2 separate regions of the Mus musculus genome follow, and region 2 is linked to region 1. The links are chromatin loops, found by intact Hi-C in ENCODE. Cell type or tissue: left cerebral cortex. All regions are shown on one strand. Each heading gives the region's core, and the rest is flanking DNA. Links, peaks and the distances in the headings are about the cores only. Region 1 has its middle 61 kb from the start of Luc7l. Region 2 has its middle 13 kb from the start of Atp6v0e.

Region 1 (10,404 bases), core at 816-8,815:
TGTGATGCCTCTGTACATGTGTGCCTGGTGTGTAAAACTGCTGTATATATGTTTTTTGGTGTGTGATACCACACTACATTTATGATTTTTGTGTGATACCGCTGTAACTTTGTACCTGGTGTGTAATGTCGCTGTACATGTGTAGCTGGTGTGTGATGCTGCTGCACATGTGTACATGTGTTCCTGGTGTGTGATGCCACTGTACATGTGTCCCTGGTGTGTCATTTACTTGCACATGTGTCCCTGGTGTTTAATGCAGCTTCACATGGGGCTTGGTTTTGGTGCCACTGTATATGTATGCCTGCTGTGTGATGCCCCTGTTCATGTGTGCATGTGTCTCTGTTGTGTGATGACACTCCACATGTGTGACTGGTGTGTGATGCCACTGTACATGTGTGACTGGTGTGTAATGCTACTGCACATGTCTTCTTTGGGTGTGATGCCACTGTATATTTATGATTGCTGTGTGCTGTATATGTGGGCCTGGTGTGTGATGCCACTGTACATGTGTAACTGTTGTGTGATGTTACTGTAATGTGTGCCTGGTATCTGATGCTGTTGTACATGTGTGCCTGCTGTGTGATGCCACTGTCCATGTATGCCTGGTGTGTGATACCACTGGACATGTGTACCTGGTATGTGATGCCACTGTACATGTGTGACTGTTGTGTGATGCCATTGGACATGTGTGCCTGGTTTGTGATGCTGCTATACATGTCTTCTTTGGGTGTGATACCACTGTACATGTGTGCCTGATATGTGATGCCGCTGTACATGTGTGCCTTGGGTGTTATGTGGCTGTACTTTGTGCCTGATTTGTGATGTGCCTTCACATGTGTTTCTGGTGTGTTATGCAGCTGCACATGTGTGCTTGATATGTGATGTGGCTGTACATGTGTGACTGGTGTTTGAATTAATGTTCATGTGTGTCTTGTATGTGATACCCCTGTACAGGTGAGCCTGCTGTATGATACTGCTGTACATGTGTTCAAGGCATTTTTTACCACTGTATAATATGACTGGTGTGTGATGTCTCTGTCCATGTGTGCTGGGTGTGTGATGCCTTTGTACATGTGTGTCTGGTGTATGATGCTGCTGTACATGTATTCATGAGGTGTGATGCTGGTGTATATGTATGATTAGTGGCTAATACTGCTGTACATGTGTGCCTGATGTGTGATGCCGCTGTACATGTTTACATGTGTGCCTGGTGTGTGATGCTGTTGTACATGTGTGCCTGGTGTGTGTGCCAGGTTGTGACACTGCTGTACATATGTGCCTGGTGTGTGATACTGCTGTACTGTTGGGAGCGATCTTGTTTGAGCATTTACTGCCTTAAGAACTTGTGGGAATAAAGTCTTGGCCTCTGTGGGAAAGTACTAGCCCAGCTGAGTACAAATAGACATAGATCCTGAAGTCAGCAGAGAACAAACAGCTATAAATCTTGTGCATCGGTGCCTAATAACCCATTCTGTTCTGATCTTCCTGCTGAACTGTTTACCCAGTCAATCCTGCTCCTGGGAACAGGTGCGTTACCCAGAGACAAAGTGACCCCCCTCAACCCCCTTCCTGCTCCTATGAGTATATAACCTGTGTGGGAAAAATAAAAATTCGTCACCTTAATCATCAGACTTGCTGTCATTCTTTGTGTTTCTTGTTCCCCCATTTTCTTCCAGGTGGCCCCTCAAGTCCCTGTTCGACTGTCCTGTGGGTCCGGACAAACTGGTGCCCGGAACGTTTGGCTTCCCGGTGATTGCTGAGGAAGAGAACACTGCTCATCATTGGAGGGTAGGCCTACCCGCTCATCTCAGGAAGCTTCAGTTTTGCACAACGCCACAGTCCACCCAACTGTGAGACCATCTGGGAAAGAGAACATAACCAGTGCAGATCTTAGGAGAAATACAGTAAGACATGGGACAAGCATTTTCTAAGCAGTCACTTTTTGTGACAGGGCTCAAGGAGTCTCTCAAAACTCGAGGAACTAGGGTTAAGAAAAAGGATTTCAAGAAATTTTTAGAATTTGTGGGAGAGATTTGCCCATGGGTCCCCCAAGAGGGAACGATTGATGTAAAGAGGTGCTCAGAGTTGGTGATTGTTTCAGAGATTATTATGAAGCATTTAGACCTACAAAAATACCTGTTACGGCCTTTAACTACTAGTCCCTCATTAATAACATTCTTAAAACCACCCCTGAATGGCCAGATCTCCAACGCTTGGTGTCCGAGGAAGAGCGGTCTCTTAAAGAATCCTTCTCCCGTTCTCCTTCCGCTAACCTAGCCGTTACTACACTGCCTTCTTCCCCTTTAAGAGAGGAACCTTTATCCTCTTCTGTTGCCGATGCTGATGGTGCCACAGATCTTCCCCCTTTGCCCCCGCCTATGGAGGAAATTAAGATGGCAGATCTTTATCCTTCCCTCATTGATCTTGATAGTAAACTGCTGCCCACTGATGGAGCGACTCTCGTGGAGGAGACAGCTTGTTATGAGTTGGAGCTCTATCGCGATCAGCCAAAAGCGGCCACAACTGCTTTAGCCTAGGCCCCTCCCCTGAGAGGCACTGCCACACTCCCATTTTTCTTTCTGCCACTACCCTATGGGACTTTAGATGCAGTCTTTGATCCACCTGCCATGTCTGGTGCCCGCTGTCAATTAACTGCTGACATAGCATCCCTGCGTCATATGTTAGAGACCCGAAAGGAACAAGTACAACTGCTTAGGGCCCTCCAGTCATTAGAGGCCGAATTGCATGATCTAACACCTTCCCTGCAACAGCGGCCTCAGGTCTCTGTTAAAACTAAAAAATATCAGAAAAAGAAGGTCCTAGCCTTCTCCCTCTCCCTAAGGAGTGGAACCATAGTCCTTAGAGATTCCCTGTCCCCAACCAAAAAGTGAGTGAGAAAGAGGAGGATATAGATGATGAACTTCAGCCCGACTCACAGGAGACCGAGGAAGCTCCTGCGGCGCCCCTGGCTGATGATGTCCCACCCCGCTATCATTATCAACCACTAGAGTTTAGATTCTGGAAGAACTTAAAGCAGTAGAGTCTAATTACGGTCCCAAGGCTCCCTTTACATTGGCACTCCTTGAATCACCTACAGAGGGATGGCTTACGCCTAACAAATTTTCATATCTCGCTCGAGCTGCACTCACTGGCAGTGGCTTTGTATTATTGAAATCAAAAGTGGCAGAGATGGCAAAAGAAATCAAAATTAAAAACTGCATGCAACCAGACACTAAGTCATGGACCACAAGGAAGATTTTGGGCAAACTGCCTTATATCACCTTGGAAGCCCAAATGCTCTTTTCCCCTGGCCTCCTAGCTCAGGGCCATCAGGCACGCTTGGCCGCCTGGAGAAAGCTGCCCCCAAAATCAGGCTCCTCCGCTGCACTCACTAAGGTGCTACAGGGAGTGGATGAATCTTACAATTCTTTCATTAGCGGGGTCCAAGAGCCTGAGAACCCTTTATTAAACAGCTTGCTTTTGAAAATGCCAATCCTATTTGCCAAGATATTCTCAAACACCACCGCTCTAAGTCACTGGCAGAGTATGTCCACCTTTGTCCAGGCGCCAAAAGGAGCCACACCATTAGCTTAGTGATTGGCACCGCCCTTCAGAGGGCGGGTTTATGTAACTCTCAAAAGACTTGCTTTAATTGTAAACAACCCGGCCACTTCCTTCCCCATCACCACCAGAGTCGGAGACCTCCCGTTGAGGGCCAGGGAGAAGCTGGTCCTGCACAGGCATTACTGACCACCCTGTGCCCCTACTAACATAGGGGCCGACATTGGGCCAATGAGTGTAGATCCAAAACAGCCAGCCAGGGACGACCCTTACTGCCACGGCATTTGGGAAACTTCCTGAGGGGGCCTCCAGCCCCCACCTCCACCCCCCAGGACAGGCCCCAGGGAAATAGGGTTTGTCGTGCCCCGCCCCCAGCAGATTTCTCATCGCACACCCAGTCCTTTGCCCAACTCTAGTGAGCTACAAAAAACAGCCCAGGATTGGATCTCTGTGCCACCTCCAGCACCCCTGAGGAGGGCATTCAGGTCATGCCTACAGGCATACACGGCCCCCTACCCCCAAATACTTTTGGTATGGTTCTACGAAGAGCTTCATTTTCCTTAGAGGGAATCCAGATCATACCTGGAGTTATAGAACCCGACCATCAGGGAGAAATTCAGATTCTTGTAAGTACCACAGGTGGTCCTGTGTTTATACCAGCACAACAGACCATTGCCCAAGTGTTGCTTTTTCCCAGTGTCTCTACTACAAATCCCTACCATAAAGACACCAGGGCCCCAGGCAAGAGGGGAATAGCAGAGACCTTTTGGGCCCAAAAGATTACTTCCTCTTGCTCCATGCTAATCTTGGATTTAAATGGAAAAACATTCCAAGGACTTTTAAACTGGGGAGCTGATGCCACTGTCATTTCTGACAGGTTTTCGCTGGCTGCCTGCAGCTGACCGATTCAGCCACCCATTTACAGGGGATTGGACATTCCAAAAACCCTCAAGGCAGTGCTCAGACCCTTAGGTGAGCAGATCAAGAAGGAAATTCAGGCACTGTAGTCGCCTGTGTGAATCCTGATTTACCAGTCAATCTCTGGGGGTAGTCTCACCAATGAAGGGGTGACAAAACAAATGCTGACCCAGGGATTCCTACCAGGACAAGGATTAGGAAGACAAGCACAGGGCATAAATGAACCTTTGACTTTGACACAGAAATCTGACTGGCGAGGCTTGGAATCCCAGCCACAGCCTTTTTCCTAACAGTCACGGCCATGCCTGCTCCCCAGACTCACGCAGAGAAAATTTCCTGGAACAACACTGCCCCCGTCTGGGTTGATCAATGGTCACTGACTCAAGAGAAACTGGCAGCTGCGAAATAGTGCAGGAACAGTTGGCAGCTGGTCACATTGAACCATCTTCCTCCCCCCTGGAACACCCCAATTTTTGTTATTAAAAAAAAGTCTGGCAAGTGGAGATTCTTACAAGATCTCCGTGCTGTTAACAAAGTTATGATTCCTATGGGGAGCCCTACAGCCTGATCTTCCATCTCCTGCCGCCATCCCAGCAAACTTCTTTAAAACTGTTATTGATTTAAAAGATTGCTTTTTCTCCATACCCCTTCATCCAGATGATTGTCATCATTTTGCATTTGGCCTTCCTCAAATTCATTTCCAGGGACCCATGGACCACTTTCAGTGGCGAGTCCTCCCTCAGGGCATGGCAAATAACCCTACCCTAGCTCAGAAATATGTAGTCCATGTAATCCAACCTGTTAGAAATGCTTGGCCACAAATATACATACTTCATTACATGGATGACATTCTGCTTGCAGCCCCTAATAAGCAACAGGCCTTCTCACGTCTTCAGCAACTTCAAAAAACGCCAAGTTCACAGGGACTTAAAATTGCCCCTGAAAAGATTCAGATAAAAGACCCTTATTCCTATCTGGGATATGAGCTCGAGTTGGGACAGGTCAAACCCCAAAGACTGAGCTTCAACTTTCCTCCCTTAAGATTTTACATGATTTTCAACAGTTGCTCAGGAACCTCCAGTTTGATCACCCCATCTAAAGATTCCTCCCAAGGTTCTAGTTCCCCTCAATGAACTCCTCTCAGGAGACTCCCATCCTTTGTCCCCCACCCTCACCTCCCGAGCACTTATGCAACAAGCCATCTCAGCCCTGCAGCAGATAAGTCAAGCCATACCTTCCCAAACCTCATTTCAAATTTATTACCCTGCCTCACTTTATTTCATTGTCTGTGCTACCACACATACCCAGTGGGGGTCTTCTGACAGCAGCCCCGGATTCCCGTAATAAAGGGGTGTCCTTTGTTATGTGTATATCTCCCCTCGAGTCCAAGTAAGGTCTTGGCAACCTATTATTCCTTGTCTGCCGCCCTAATCGTCAAAGGAAGAAAAATGTCCAGACAATATTTTGACAAAGATCCTGATATTATCATTATCCCTTACACCTCAGACAAGTTGAATGGCTTCTTCAGTCTAATGATGATTGGGCCAAAGCCTGTGCCTCCTTTGTTATAGATAATCATTATCCAAATGACCCCCTTATACAATTTGTAAAGTCGCACTCCTTAATTTTCCCCAAAGTTACCTCCAAGACTCCACTCCTTGAAGGCACCTTGGTGTTTACAGATGGTTCCTCAACAGGCAAAGCTGCCTATGTTGTACAAGATCGGGTTACTTCAGTACAGTCCTCATATTCCTCTGCCCAGCTGGTGGAACTGTTTGCAGTTCTTCAGGTTTTCAAAACATTACCAATGACCCCATTTAATTTGTATACTGATAGTGCCTATGTGGCCCATTCTATTCCTATTTTAGAGACAGCCCCATATATTAAGCCTGCTTCTACTGCTTCCAAATTATTTGTGGAGATTCAATCCCTAATCATTAAAAGGACAGTGCCATTATTTGTGGGACACTTGAGAGCCCATCTGGCCTGGGTGGTCCTCTATCTCATGGAAATGCCCTGGCTGACGAGGCCCCTCACACAGCATTCTCCATCCTACTTGATTCCATAGACTTGGCTAAACGGGCTCATGATCTACATCATTTAAATGCTTCTACCTTATGCCAAATGTTCAAGATTTCTAGAGATCAAGCAAGAAAAATTGTTAAGTCCTGTGGTGGGTGTGCCACTCTGCTGCCAGTTCCTCACCTGGGAGTTAACCCCAGGGGACTCATCCCTAATGAACAATGGCAGATGTTACCCATTTTCCCTCCTTTGGAAGGTTAAAATATGTGCATGTTACAGTTGATACCTATAGTGGATTTATACATGTGTCTCCCCTTTCTGGAGAGGCATTGTGTGATGTGATAACACACACTCTACAGTGCATGACTGCCATGGGAAAACCACAGATCATTAAAACTGATAATGGCCCCGGTTATACAGGAACCAAGTTCCAACAGTTTTGTTCCCAGTTTGACATTAGGCATGTCACTGGTGTTCCCTATAATCCCCAGGGTCAGGGCCTTGCAGAACGAGCCCACCATACTTTAAAACATATGCTTCAGCTCTTGGCTGAAGTTACAGACACTTATTCCCCCTTGACACCTCGAAACAGGCTTAATCACGCTCTCTTTGTTCTTAACTTCTTGTTCCTGGATAATGAAGGCAGGTCAGCAGCTGACCGAGTATGGCATCCTAAGTCACAAGATTCTCAGGATGGAAAGATCCCTTCACTGGACAGTGGAAAGGACCAGATCCTATCCTTATTTGGGAACAAGGATCCACTTGCGTCTATGACAAAGAGAATGGTGGTCCAATATGGTTACCAGAGAGACTAGTAAAAACTGTTAACCTGCTTGTGTCCAGAATGGAGCGACCGTCTCCTCCTGAGACAAATCTCATTTCCTTTCCAGATGATGCTCCAGGTGAGGATACTCATGATCCTGTGGCTGACTAGAACAACCACCAACCTTCAACTGCCTCCACCCAAATCCCCTTGCAATAGGCACATCCCTTGGAATTACACTTGGGTGGTCCTCTCAGAGAGAAATGGTGTTGTCTGGGCCATTTCCAAGACTTCCACCAGTATTTGGTGGCCGGCTAGCCTTACCTCCATCTTTGCAAACTAGCACAGAGAACAGTGGCACCCTGGGGTCTTAAGTCCCAGCTAGATTTATACAACGCCACAAAAGATAATATGCCCAGCACCCAGAGTAATATTCCTCAAGATTTATTGATTTTGGTTACTGGGTTAGCCAAACCTGGCAGCGATAATTCCATCAGGCGAACCTTACTTCAAGATACAGATTTTTACGTTTGCCCAGGGCACCACCATGGCTGCTCCCTCCATCATAAGTGCGGTGGCAAAACTGATCTTTATTGTGCCAGCTGGGGTTGTGAGACCTTGGGGGTGGCCTATTGGAATCCTACCTTCTCCTGAGATTATATTACTGTTTCCTGGAATTTTTCATGCCCCCAGAATTCTTTAAATATTAATCCTCTCTGTAAAACTTCTAACCATGTCACCTTAGGTTGGTGCCTCCCCTGTCCATTATATTTACAAACCATGCTGAGTCCAAAAATTGGGCACGAGGATTTTCATGGGATCTCTGCCTTAATCTATCAGGCACAGACACTGGCCTCACCTTTACCATTAAGCTCCTCAATGAACCTGTTCATGCCAAATTGCCAGTTCCTATTGGTCCCAACCCTGTCTTAGTCCCCCAGCCGCAGCCACCCAAAGAACCTGAAACCACCACACACCCCCCCCCCATCTTTTACAGAGACTGCTCATACCTTGACCTCAAAAACTTCCTCTGCTCCCATAGCCAATCCTCCCCCCTCCATTCAGACCAAAAACCTTATCCTCACTTTAGTGAATCAAGCCTTCCTTACACTCAATGCCCCCTCCCCTAACCTTGCTGATGATTGCTGGCTGTGTTACCATTCCCAACCACCTTGCTATGAAGGCATTGCTGTTCCTGGCCATTTTACCCCTACAAATAATTCCCACCATTAGCAACTCGGAGAGTGGAATGGTTTATCCCTCTCTCAGGTCTCGGGATTGGGCCTCTGTGTGACTCGTAATACACCTCCTCCTCCACAGTATGCCCATCTTTGCAATGTTACCCTTGCACCTGAGATTAGTAGCCAGTATTTAGTTCCTCCAAATGATACTTGGTGGGTTTGCCTGGATGGCCTCATCCCCTGTCTTTCAGCCAGTCCCTTTTCTGCCAAAAATTCTGATTTTCTCATTCTTGTACAATTGGTCCCTCGATTGATTTATTATCATTCAGAAGAGTTTTTTTCATTTGTGAGATCAGTCTGCTGATTCCTCCCCTTCACTGGTCCACCAGTGAAGAGAGTCCCTAACTGCCATCACCGTTTCAGTCCTCCTAGGTCTTGGTGCCATGGGCGCGGGGACTGTCATCTCCTCATATGTTCTCTCCAAGTCTAGGGATCAAGAACTCAGTGTCACCATTGACAGAGATGTCCAGCATCTCCAACAAGGCATTGACGACTTCTCTGATTCTCCCTCCTCCTTAGCTGAGTTCGTCCTCCAAAATCTCAGAGGACTTGATTTAATCTTTCTACAGCAGGAAGAGCTTCTATGTAGACAAGACAGGGGTGGTCAAAGAAAGCATGAGAGAAGTCAGAGAAGAACTAGAGAAAAGACAGACAGAGAGAGAGAGAAAGATGAGAGCTAGTATAAAAATTGGTTTTCAACCTCTCCATGGTTGTCAACCCTACTTCCTTCCATTTTGGGACTGTTAGTTGGATTGGTTTTGCTTATTTCTTTTGGTCCCTGGGCTCTTGACAGACTTAACAACTTTGTGAAACGTCAGATAGATGATTTGGCAGCAAAACCTATCCAAGTGCATTATTATAAACTAGCTATGGTGGACTAAGAGATTCGAGACAAGGTTGATATTCCCTCCAGGGTGTTTCCAAAACCCATCTCCACCCAATAAGGGGGACTTCTGCCCCAGGACCAAGTACAGAGGGGCCACCCAGAATCCCCTCTGACTGGCAAATTAAGTTCTTGCTCGGGTTTCAAGGTAAAGCACTGCAAGGGAATATAAAGCAAAAACTAAAAATATCTTTCTGGGTTCCCCGAGGGACAAACCTGAATGAATAGGGGTTGGTGTCCAAACTATCCCCTCTCCAGGAAAAAGACATCAGGAAGGGTATGCCCCCCCACACACCTCACTGGACAACACCAGGAGGGCAGGAGCCATTACAAGGCCCCCTTTAGTCACTGGAGGTCAGGCCTCTATCACCACTTAGCAAAGACTAAAATTGCCACGATCCTTCTATACTAAGAAAATGGAGATGTTGGGAGCGATCTTGTTTGAACATTTACTACCTTAAGAGCTTGCGGGAATAATGTCTTGGCCTCTGTGGGAAAGTACTAGCCCAGCTGAGTACGAATAGACATAGATCCTGAACTCAGCAGAGAACAAACAGCTATAAATCTTGTGCATCGGTGCCTAATAACCCATTCTGTTCTGATCTTCCTGCTGAACTGTTTACCCAGTCAATCCTGCTCCTGGGAACAGGTGCATTACCCAGAGACAAAGCGACCCCCCTTCACCCCCTTCCTGCTCCTATGAGTATATAACCTGTGTAGGAAAAATAAAAATTTGTCAGCTTAATCATCAGATTTACTGTCTGTTCTTTGTGTTTCTTGTTCCCACATTCTCTTCCAGATGGCCCCTCAAGTCCCTGTTTGACTGTCCCATGGGTCAGGACACTGTACATATGTTCTTGCCTTGAGATTCCACTGTACATTTTTAACTGATGTATAGTACCATTGTATATGTTTACCTGGAGTATGATGCCGCTGTACATGTCTAAATATGTGCCTGTTGTGGAATGCCACTGTACATGGGTGACTGGTGTGTGCTACTGCTGTTCATGTGTGCC
Region 2 (10,404 bases), core at 1,538-9,537, 350 kb before region 1:
AGGAAGGATAAAGACCCCCAGGGGTATACTCAATAGTGCACGGTTAACTTTTAATTTTCTGAATGTTACTGAGAAAGGCACAACAGCAGCTGAGAAACACTGGGTTATAGAAGAAACTATGAAATTAAATCAGCCTATATATGATAAGAATGTATTAATATTAGATGGAAGCTGGGGGTGCTGATTTGCTTATATCTCCACAGGAAATGAAAAGCTCTAGATATCAAAAGTTATAAAAATTAAAATTGAGCAGAAGTCTCCTGAAAACTTTGGCCACTGACTCAAAAGGCACGTATTTCATTAAAAATGTCTCCATTTATAATTCTCTCCCTACATACAGCACAATTAATGCTTTAAAAAAGGAGAGGGAAGATGTAGTGACAATTTTTGAATTTATGTTTTTGGGTTTTTTTTTTTTTTTTTGGTTTTTCTTTTTTTCTTTCTTTGGTTTTTCGAGACAGGGTTTCTCTGTGTAGCCCTGGCTGTCCTGGAACTCACTCTGTAGACCAGGCTGTCCACGAACTCAGAAATCTGCCTGCCTCTGCCTCCCAAGTGTGGGGATTAAAGGCGTGCATCACCACGCCCGGCTAATTTATGTTTTTTTTTTTTTTTAAACAAACCAGAAACATGATAGGAATGTGCTTTTGTTAATCCCAGGTATGGTATGCTTCAGATTGTCCACAGCAGGTGACCGTGATTTGACTCCTGCCCTAGCAGAGGTGTGATTTTGACACCTGCAGATAGCTTCTGCAAGTGTGCACCATTTGAAATCCTGGGAACTTTTCAGAGGAGATATAAATGCTAGGGCCCTGAGAAGCAGAGTGGATTGTCGGTTGGTTTGGTGATGGTCATGGTTTGTTATGCATAAAGAAGAAACAAGAAGAAATTAGATACCTTGATGGCAAAGATCAAACTTGCCCGGAGGAACTCGACACCCCTAATCAGCAAGTAGTCTAACATCAACCTCTTTCTGATCCCTGATTTTGTTCAGAAATCTCCTTCATTTCCTCTGTATCCTTTTACCTCTCTTATCTAGTGTTAGGGGGTTGAAAGGGCTGAGTAGAGAAGGGTGGAAGAAAGAAGAACCTGCAAAGTAGTTAAAGCCAGCTACAACTGAGTAGCTCCTGGAGTCTTGGCTCTCCAGTGTGAAGACAGCCACTTTTGAATTACCCACGTCACAGTGTGTAAGTAATCTAATAAATGTCCCTTTTGTATATGTTCATCCTATAGGTTCTGTTCCTCTAGAGAACTCTTGCACAACTGTAAACTTAGTATCAAACCCAACTTTTGGACTTCCAAGCTTAAGCTGACTGGGAGTGAAGACAAAACTTGATAGAAAATACCATCACTGTGGGATTGAAGAGCAGGCTTAGTTAAGAGCATTGACTGCTCTTCCAGAGGACTCTGGTCTCATTCTTAGCACCCACACAGTGGCTTGCAACCCTCTTGGAGTTGGTGATGCCCTCTCTTGACCTCCTCCGGCACTGCATATGCATGATACACAGATACACATGCAGGCAAAAACACCTATACCAACATAAAATAGAAATAGATCTCACAATACCTAAAGTAACAAAAAACATGGACACAGGACTTCCTAGTTAAGTCGCTCTTTATATCACTTACCCTCGCTCAGCAGGTTGCAGCTCTGATGTGGTGGGCAACCACTCTCTAAGCTGGGTATATATTTTACAAACACAAATCAAGTTTGTGTGGATTTAAGAATTACTAAGCTTCATGCGAGACACACACTTCACCCTGGGGAATATGAACAAGTGAGAGGGTGGGAAGTAAGAGAACAAGCTTGTCACCCCTACAGTCGGGCTGGGTGGGCGAACTTCAACACTCACAGCCTAAAGACAGGCATTGCTTACCTGTTATCCCGACATTCAAGAGGCCAGGATTACGACTTCAAGACCAACCAGCTAGGGTTACATAGTGAGACCTAATGTAAAAATCACAGTAATTGATTTAAAAGTAAGCAAAACAAAAAAGAATACTTCTTGCTTTTAACCTTTTTTTTTTTTTTGAGATACTGTCTCTCAGGTTGACCTTGAACTCAAAGCTCCACCAGCCTCTGCCTGGGTGTTAACGTTAACGGTGTGTGCCTCCATGCCTATCAGTTGTTGCTTTGCATCCAGGGAGAACAGGAGGTGGAGTTAGGCGGTCCAGCGTGTGTCTGACATACTCAAGGCCCCGTGTTCCACTGCAGCATGCAAAGGAATAAAATCTGTTTAATGCATTCTGATCAAAGAATGACTTCCCAGGGCGACCGTGTTTCGCATCTCTCCTAAAGCTCAATCGCCTGTTAGGAGACGACACAGAGCTGTAAGTGGGAGGAATGTAAATCTCCATAATCTTGAGCAGTGGCCCTTCTCTTGGGTTCCCCCTGCCAGCCAGCCTCGAGACCCTGGATTCTCTGAGGTTTCCACAGCTCGGTGAAGGGATGGAAACGTTGCTTACAGCGCTGGCTGGCAAGATACTTAGGGAAAAAAAAATCTGGATTCTCACCAGCTACTGGATAACAGTTCAGGAACTAAGAAGAGGAGACCCTAACCATGCAGTTTATAGAGCTGACGCTCAGAGAAGAAAGCTTCTCCAGCATGTGAAATGAGAGTGAACAGGTGAACAGCGCTTCTTAGCTGAGTGGGGAGGCCCAGGAAGAGAGCTCTGCCCTGTTCTCTCTCGGGACTCTTCTTAGTGAACGAGTGGTACTTAGAATTTGTGGGCCCTCTTGCCATCCACTTGGGGGTACAGCATCATCAAGAATGGCAAGACAGAAGCACCTCGAAAACAGTGGTTCTCAACCTTTCAAATGCCGCGACCCTGTAACAGTTTCTCATGTAGTGGAGACCCCAGCCATTAAATTATTTCACTGCCACTTCATAACTCTTTTCTTATGAATGGTCATATTTCTATCTGATATGAACCCCTGTGGGATCTTGACCCACAGGTTGCAAACTGCTGCTGTAGTCCCTTGTTGATGCCACTACGCCTGCTTGGACATGACCACCTGTTCAGAAAGCTCTGACATGTGCACCCAGCCATGTCAACCCAACCTTACTGGGTTGGGTGTCCACGTAGACAGCTGTGCCCTTGGCCTTCTTATGCTGTACCCGATTGATGTAGATGACTTACTGGTTTCTGTACACTAGGACTACCCTGCTGACCTGCTAACCTTTGTAGGATTCTCAAACCACCTAGGACAGCACAGCACACGGAGGAAGCTGTCAGGAACACGTGGGCTGAACATATAAACTTCTGAACAAAACAGTCTTGGCAGCCAGAGCTAGCTTTTTTTTTGTGCTGTATACTTGTTCCTTGGTTGCCTGATGTCTCAGGTCAGACCAGCACCACAACCACAAAATTACCCTGCGTCTGGGAGTGAAGACAGCAGTGGTGGGGGTTTGCTTACAACTCACAAGTCCTGGCACTGCAGAGGTCTACCATGGCAGCACACGCCTGTAAGTCCAGCAGCACTCAGGAAGATCATAAATCTGACGTCATCGTCAGCTACATGTTCTGTATTATTTAACCTGACTTTTAGTTTCTTCATATCTAAAAGAAAACACAACTCATATACATCTAGGTGATGTGTAAACATATATTGTAAAGTCCTTTATACCATACCTTTTATATTCATCTAGTTAATAAGATTTTTTTTTCCCTACTCAGATGTTGACAGAGCTCTGTTGGGGGCCAGGCTCTGGACTGAGCCCAGCCAGCAAACAAGATGGCTCTCTGGCACACAGAACTAAAGTGTGAGAGGCAGAAAAGAGTTAACGAGGAAATACACAAGTACCATTTCTGTTCAGAAAAGGAGATATGAGGAGTTGCTAAGCTGACACAAAGGCTTTTGTCACAATAGGACAATGAGTGTCGGGATTACAGGGAGATGATCCCACTCTGTGAGGGCTGAGTTGTCATGTCAAGTCTTGACATCTGGTGAGATATGTCACTTACTAAGATATAGAAGCTGAGAAGAAAATCAGATTTTAGAAGCAGCAGGAATGTTAGGACCAAGAGTGCTTTAGAAGTCTGAGCCCGTGTCTCAGCAGCAGGGCACAGTTACCAAACAGAAACCGCAACTTAAGCTAAATAGTGATGCCATGTCTCAAATTAAATCCAAAAACTGGGGCACTGCTACCACAGAGCACTTCTCTTAAGCCTGGAGAATAGAAGGCTATATATGTGTATAGATAGAAAAATAATAGATGGGACCCAGGCCTGGAACTCCAGGAGTCAGGGATCAGAGGAGAGAAATACCCAGAAAAGGAGTCTGAGACGTTGCCAGCAACTGTAAGCATAAGCATGCTTATATGGAGGTGGTGGTGCCACCTCCAATGAATGTGGCCACTGGATTTAGCCACACAGGTTACTGATAACCCCAGCCTAAGCAGCTGGGACAGGGATGAGACTGGAGAGCATCCACGAGTGAATGGGAACACAGGGTAGTCCTCTCTCTGTCTATCTCTCTTTGTGTCTGTCTGTCTTTTGAGACAATGTCTCCTTGCTGTCCTGGAACTTGCTCTGTAAACCAGGCTGGCCTGAGAGAGTCTCATGCTCCTATCTCCTGAGTGCCAGGAATTAAAGCATAGATCACTATGCTTGGCAGGTGGAGACGACTCTTTTGAGAAACCGGACTATGAAATGAGGAACAGAGCAGTAGCAGGAAGGATATGTGGAGAAAGAAGAGAATATGAATTTTCCAGCTTGTTTGCAAAGGAGAGCGATTTGCAAGGTTGCGGTGGCCTGAAGACTCTTGACGTTCTCCTTTATATAAGGCAAACATTTTCAGGTTCATATTGGTTTTTCAAGACAGGGCCTCTCTATATAGCTCTGACTATCCTGGAACTGGATCTGTGTAGACCAGGCCGGCCTCAAACTTAATTTGTATGCCTCCTCAGTGCTGGGATTAAAGGCCTATGTATAATGATGTGTATACGTCTGTATGTCACATGACTGCAGTGTCCATAGGGCCCAGGGCATGGAATCTCCCTGCAGCTGGAATTACAGGCAGTTGTACGCTGCCAGACATGGGCGCTGGGCGCTACACTCAGTTTCTCTGTAAGAGCAGTGCGCACTCGGAACTGCCCAGCCCGGCCTGCCTATCACTGGCCTCGCCACTCTTTCCACTTCACTCGTTATATTTTTTACTAATTTACCTCTCAACCATCAGATGTCCATCCAATACGCAAAGCCCCTCACTTTATCTCACTTCATTCCCTAAAACAATGGTCAGATCTGTACCTGGAGACAGTCTGCTTGTGATAAGGGCAAAGGGGACTCAATGCACTGTAGTGGCTCTGGTCTAGCTTGTCGGCAGTCACTCTGCCGCCTTGCTGAGGTCTCGGGGTATGTGACTCCTGCAGGATTTCATGATAACGAGGTGCATGAGCTATACGCCCTTGAGTAACTAGAACTCGAGGACCTTTGGATGTACCTGGTCCTTGCGAATGGGCATAGAGCAGACGCTCTACTTCTGCCGCAGTTTCTTGGACAGCCGGGAAGACAAGGTCTTTCAGAGCATGTAGGAGGGGGCATAGAGATGGTGTTTGAGGTTTATGCTGCGGTCCGAAGTCACCAAGGGATGGAACTGCCTACAATCTGGGTCCTGGCGGAACCACTACTACCCACCGGTTCCGGTTCCGGTGGCGTGCATTGCAGGCCCGGAAATGACATTTCTTGTAGCTCAAGCACAGAAGGGACGCGAGTCTGCGCTTCCTGCCTCAGGAAAGCAGAACAGCGCCCCCTGCGGCTGGAGTTGAGTCTCGGCATGTTCTCTCCGTGTAGCGGAGTAGGCAGGACCTCAGGCTGGAGCCCCTAATGGAACCGCTTTGTAGGGCCTGAAACAGAAGCTCATCGATGCTTCTCTGGCTTCAGTTTCTGGTTTTGTGTCGGGGACCGAACCCAGGGCTTTGGGACCCTTTCTAGCTTGGCTTGGTGTCTCATTCCTACTATTCCAGTACTGGGGAGGTGGAGAGCCCAGAGGATCAAAAGTTAAGAGCTGGCCTGGAGTGTATGAGACCCTTTCTCATAAATCAGCCAACCAACCAAGATATATCTGTTGGGTACTTCGACAGGCATTAGCCGGCTCGGATACCACTGAGGATGGACTCTGTCCAAATCTGCTTGGCCTCCCACCTCCTGCTTCCTTGATGACACACCCATTTTAAGATAGAGAAGCACTGCAAATTGCCCCTCTTTAAAATGTAAAATTTCAAAGGAAAGGGAGGATGCCCAGTAAACTAGGCTAAAAGCCCACCTTGCTTGCCATGACACCTCGGGCATTATTCCCAGAAGACAGCTCTTCCCTCACCCATTTACCCCACACCCGCACAAGCTGCTCTGAGACCTCCGTTGCCCAGCCTGCAACCTTTTCTTGGCCTTTTCTTACATCTCTCCTCCCGGCTGCCACAGCTGAGATTTACAGCCCACAAGATGGTTCTCAACTTCTTTTTGAGTCCATTTTAACAAAAATTATTTTTATCAAGACGAAGACCCACCTCCTATTTCCCAGCAACCCTTTTATCACTGAGCCACATGCAGCCCCAGTTCCTTGATGATGTCTTTTTAGTTTCTCTCCATTCCCAAACACCTCACCCCCAAACTTCACCCCCCCTTTCCCACCACAAAGGAGTCTGTAGAAATTACATGGGTTTCAAATGGAAAAAGAAAAAGAAAAAGAAAAAGAAAGAAAAATGAAAAAGGAAAGAAAAGGACATGACTGCTCCCAGGAACAGTGAAGGAGAAAGTTTATTGTAGATAAAAGGGAGACATAGCCAGAGGCGGACATAGCTGGAAGAGTCCAGGCTAGAACTGACCCTGAACCATGGGAAGATGGAAAGGGGAAGAGGAAGGGAGAGAGAGGAACCAAGTGCAGCAGTCGGGAGGCCAAAGGTACAAAAAGGAAGGGTGGGTAACCAGAATGTCTGGATTATATAGGGAAGAGTCTCTGGGGGGAAGCAGCACAGCTTGATTTCAGGGTAGAGGGCAGGGCTTGCCAGCCATACCATGTAAAGCATCCTGAGGGGTGCTGGGAGAACCTGGAGGCCAGGTGCACTGTAATATGTTAAGTAGGTACCTCAGTCAGGGTTTAAACTTAACAGATATATACTGCACAGTTGCTCTCAGCATCCTGGTCACAGAACCTCCATCTATGGCTATTCAAGTCCATTCCATCATAATGTTCACTTGGCATATATATGTATATGTATATCCTATGCATGTCCTCCTGCATAATCATATCTAGATATAGCAACTAGTACACTGTAAAGGCTGTATGAGTTTTGATACTGTATTGCTTAGGACATGAAAAGAAAAAAAAATCTGTACATATTCAGTATAGATGAACTTTTAAAAAAATCTAAATATTTTCTACTTGTGTCTAGTTTAATTTGGGTGAACCCTACCCATGTGACAGGCTGATTGTAATTGTCCAAATTCTTTAAACACCATGACACACCTTTCAAAAGCCATCTGACTGGCTTCTTCAGAATTACTAAGAAGTTCTATATGCAGAAATTTGGGTCCTATTGCATACAATTCTATAAAAACACATGGTGGAAGGTCAGGGTTATATCTGCATTACTTTAAATTAAATTAAAATGTAATTTATTGATGCTAGAGATTGAACTTATAACAACATATTAAACACATACCTTACCACTAACTTACACTTCCTGATCCCTCAAATCTGAACTTTTAAAAAAGTGTTCTCTCACCTTCCAAGAATTTTAGGGAGAACCAATGTTCTCCCTAAATGTCCCCCCGCCCCCAACCCCTCCGTTGTTTGTTTAGCCCTTGCTTGGCTCATAAAGCCATACCTGGTCCCAAGTGTGTCTTTCTTGCTGGACATGGGAACTGTCAGTTTTATAGTCCTAACTCTCTGATCTGTAGAGTAGGTATAATCTCAGTAGGTTGTCGTGAGAATTAAATGGGTTTCCTAGAGTGTTCAGGACAGCATCTGGCACAAAGCAGTTCTAATCAATCTTCCTAAGAAAATCAGATGTGTGGGCTGGCTCACTCCAGGATAGTCCAAAAGTCAGCCTTTGCATCTACCGTACGTACTCTTCACATTTAGGCTTTTATGCTGAGGACTGGCTCTCAGCGCTCAGACTCCTAAAATTAATCACAATTATGTAAACCCTTAGCTTTGTTTGATGGAAATAGGTGCGATGCGCCACGATGGGAGACAGTGTGAAGTGTGCTTTCTCTACCGTTTATTTCTATTTTTTGTATTATACCTTTTTTTTTTTTTTTAAACCGAGTGAGAGCTTTGGGGAAGAGCCAGCTCACCGTCTTGAGTCCATGGCCGCCCACCCCCCCCCCCCCCCCCACCTCTGGGTCCTTGCCTTCCCCTCCTCAGCCTTGCACCGGAGCTCTGCTCTTCTGTTGGAAGATTGCTGGTAGCGCGGGCGCCACCTGCAGGTTCGTCAGATTGAGACACGCTGCGCATCCTCTGGGAGTGAAGTCTTGGTCCTTCCTGGGTTTGCCTGAGCTGTGAAGGAGGCACCTGTCCTGAGCACTGTAGTAGTGAGGAGGGAGGGAAAGGGCCTGTGGTTTCTGCTGTTTTCATCTTAGGAACCCAAGTGATATTCTGTGCAAAGTATTATTCGTTCGTCGTCTCTAGCCCTGCCACTCATCCATTCATGGTGCATGGACTGAAAACCTACTTTGTGCCAGATTCTAGATACAAGGTTGTAATGTTTCCTTAACAAATGGAGACCTTTAGATATAGAAAAGATGTCTTGCCCAAAGCCATCTTCACACTGGTCCTGTACATAGTCCTAGTTTATCAGAGTTGGTAAGATGGAAGATAAATTGTCCAAAGCCAGTCTTACTGGAGCTCTGAGGACTGCAGGGGCCGGTTTAGTACTTTATTCTAGACGCCTCTGCAACCTGTGTTGGAGATTTTTGGAGGAAGGCTCCACCTGGACAAAGTGTCCTACTGTGGTTAAAGAGACCATGGCAACTGGAGTACCACCCACTGTCAGTGTGTCCAGGTCAGAAGGGCTCGGGAAAGGCTGCTATCGGCTGCCTCTACTGTGATTAAAGTTGTACCACGGGGCCTACCATCAGTCACTCTCTCTGTTTCTATGGAGACTTGGGGGCAGGTGCCAGCATGACTGTGCCCAGCAGGGTCACAGTTGTCCTCACAGCAGAGCTTCATGGGAGTGAGTTCATCCATTCTCTGGCTCCCTTATTTTGCCTCCTCTACTGTACATTCAGATCTGTCCCTGCTGCTGGTTTCCTCCAATGTTCAATCAAGTAGTGATTATTCGGCATCTCCACAAAGCTGGCACAGAGCTTTGATAGGAGACGTGGAAGCATTCTGACTCTGTAATGTTCCCACTTTCTTATAGGATGGCTTAACGCAATGGTTCTCAACCTGTGGGTCGCGACCCCAATGGCAACTCTGCTTCTGAAAGCACTTACAATTTATAACAGTAAGATTACAATTATGAAGTAGCAACAAAAACAATTTTATGGTTGGAGGTCACTACCACATGAGAACTGTAAGAAAAGAGACAAAAGGCCCTCTTGCTCTGACTCTCCTCCGTTTTGGCTTTCTGTTTTGACATTGCTCAGATGACGTTAGGGCTGAGGAACAACCACCAACCGCCCCCCCGCCCCCCCCCCCCCCGCCCCGTGCTTCCTCAGAACCCGGTAGTCAGGCCGATCTGGGTTGGAATTTCAACTTTACCACCTGCTAGCTGTGTGGCCAGGGTGTGATTACGCCTCTGTTTCTTCCTGGCATGCCGAGAATGCCAAGTCCTCCCAGTGATGGGTTGGAATGAAATGCATGACCTCACCAGCAAAGAACTGGCAGGGAGCAGCTGCGGGGAGGAAAAGGGGTCTTCGGAGAATGCCCTCCCTCATGAGTTCCCATTCACATTCGCACGATACCATGTCTATCTTCAGATAACGAACCTTCGAGAAGCATGCACCAGGTTGCTTTGTGCTGGGGGTGGGGGGAGGCCTGTAACACCGAGCTACACCTCGAGCCCGAAAACAAGTTTTAAAATAATTTTTTAAAGATAAATTTTATTTATTATTATATGGGAGGGTGATCAAGCGTCATGGCACACATACGGAAGCACACACATACTCTCTCCTTCCAACTTTACATGGGTTCTGGGATTGAACTCAGGTCATCGTATACACCAGCTATCTCACTGGCCCTTAAATATTTTTCATTTCTGTATTTACTTGTGTGTATATACATTCATACATTATATACCATGGCAACGAGGGGGCTAATTCTTCCATCATGTGGGTCATCAGGACTGGTAGCTGTAGTGACAATTTTGGTTTCTTTAAGAACACAAAAATAAAAGAACGTGCTTTCACTTTAATCTCAGCTGGGGGATGTGGGATGCGAGGCTGCTTCTGACTGTCCGA

Evidence for each region. Hi-C counts contacts between places; a loop is a spot of excess contacts. Peaks named below come from ENCODE experiments on the same cell type or tissue, not always from the same donor. Only the 100,000 strongest peaks of a DNase experiment are listed, where the experiment ranks them.
Region 2: it touches region 1 in a loop (2.1-fold over the local background); 2 of 42 quality-filtered maps call a loop at or near these places.

What each region holds. Positions count from the first base shown.
Region 1 is chr17:26,308,905-26,319,308 of GRCm38, reverse strand. No RefSeq gene overlaps it. Among named protein-coding and RNA genes, the nearest start is that of Luc7l, 61 kb to the right of the region's middle. In left cerebral cortex, for the core only: a CTCF peak has its summit at 4,828 (motif pointing left); a DNase peak (open chromatin) is centred at 4,819.
Region 2 is chr17:26,658,431-26,668,834 of GRCm38, reverse strand. No RefSeq gene overlaps it. Among named protein-coding and RNA genes, the nearest start is that of Atp6v0e, 13 kb to the left of the region's middle. In left cerebral cortex, for the core only: CTCF peaks have their summits at 5,749, 8,234 and 8,435 (motif pointing left); DNase peaks (open chromatin) are centred at 5,713, 8,148 and 8,428; H3K4me3 peaks cover 1,558 bases; H3K27ac peaks cover 1,347 bases.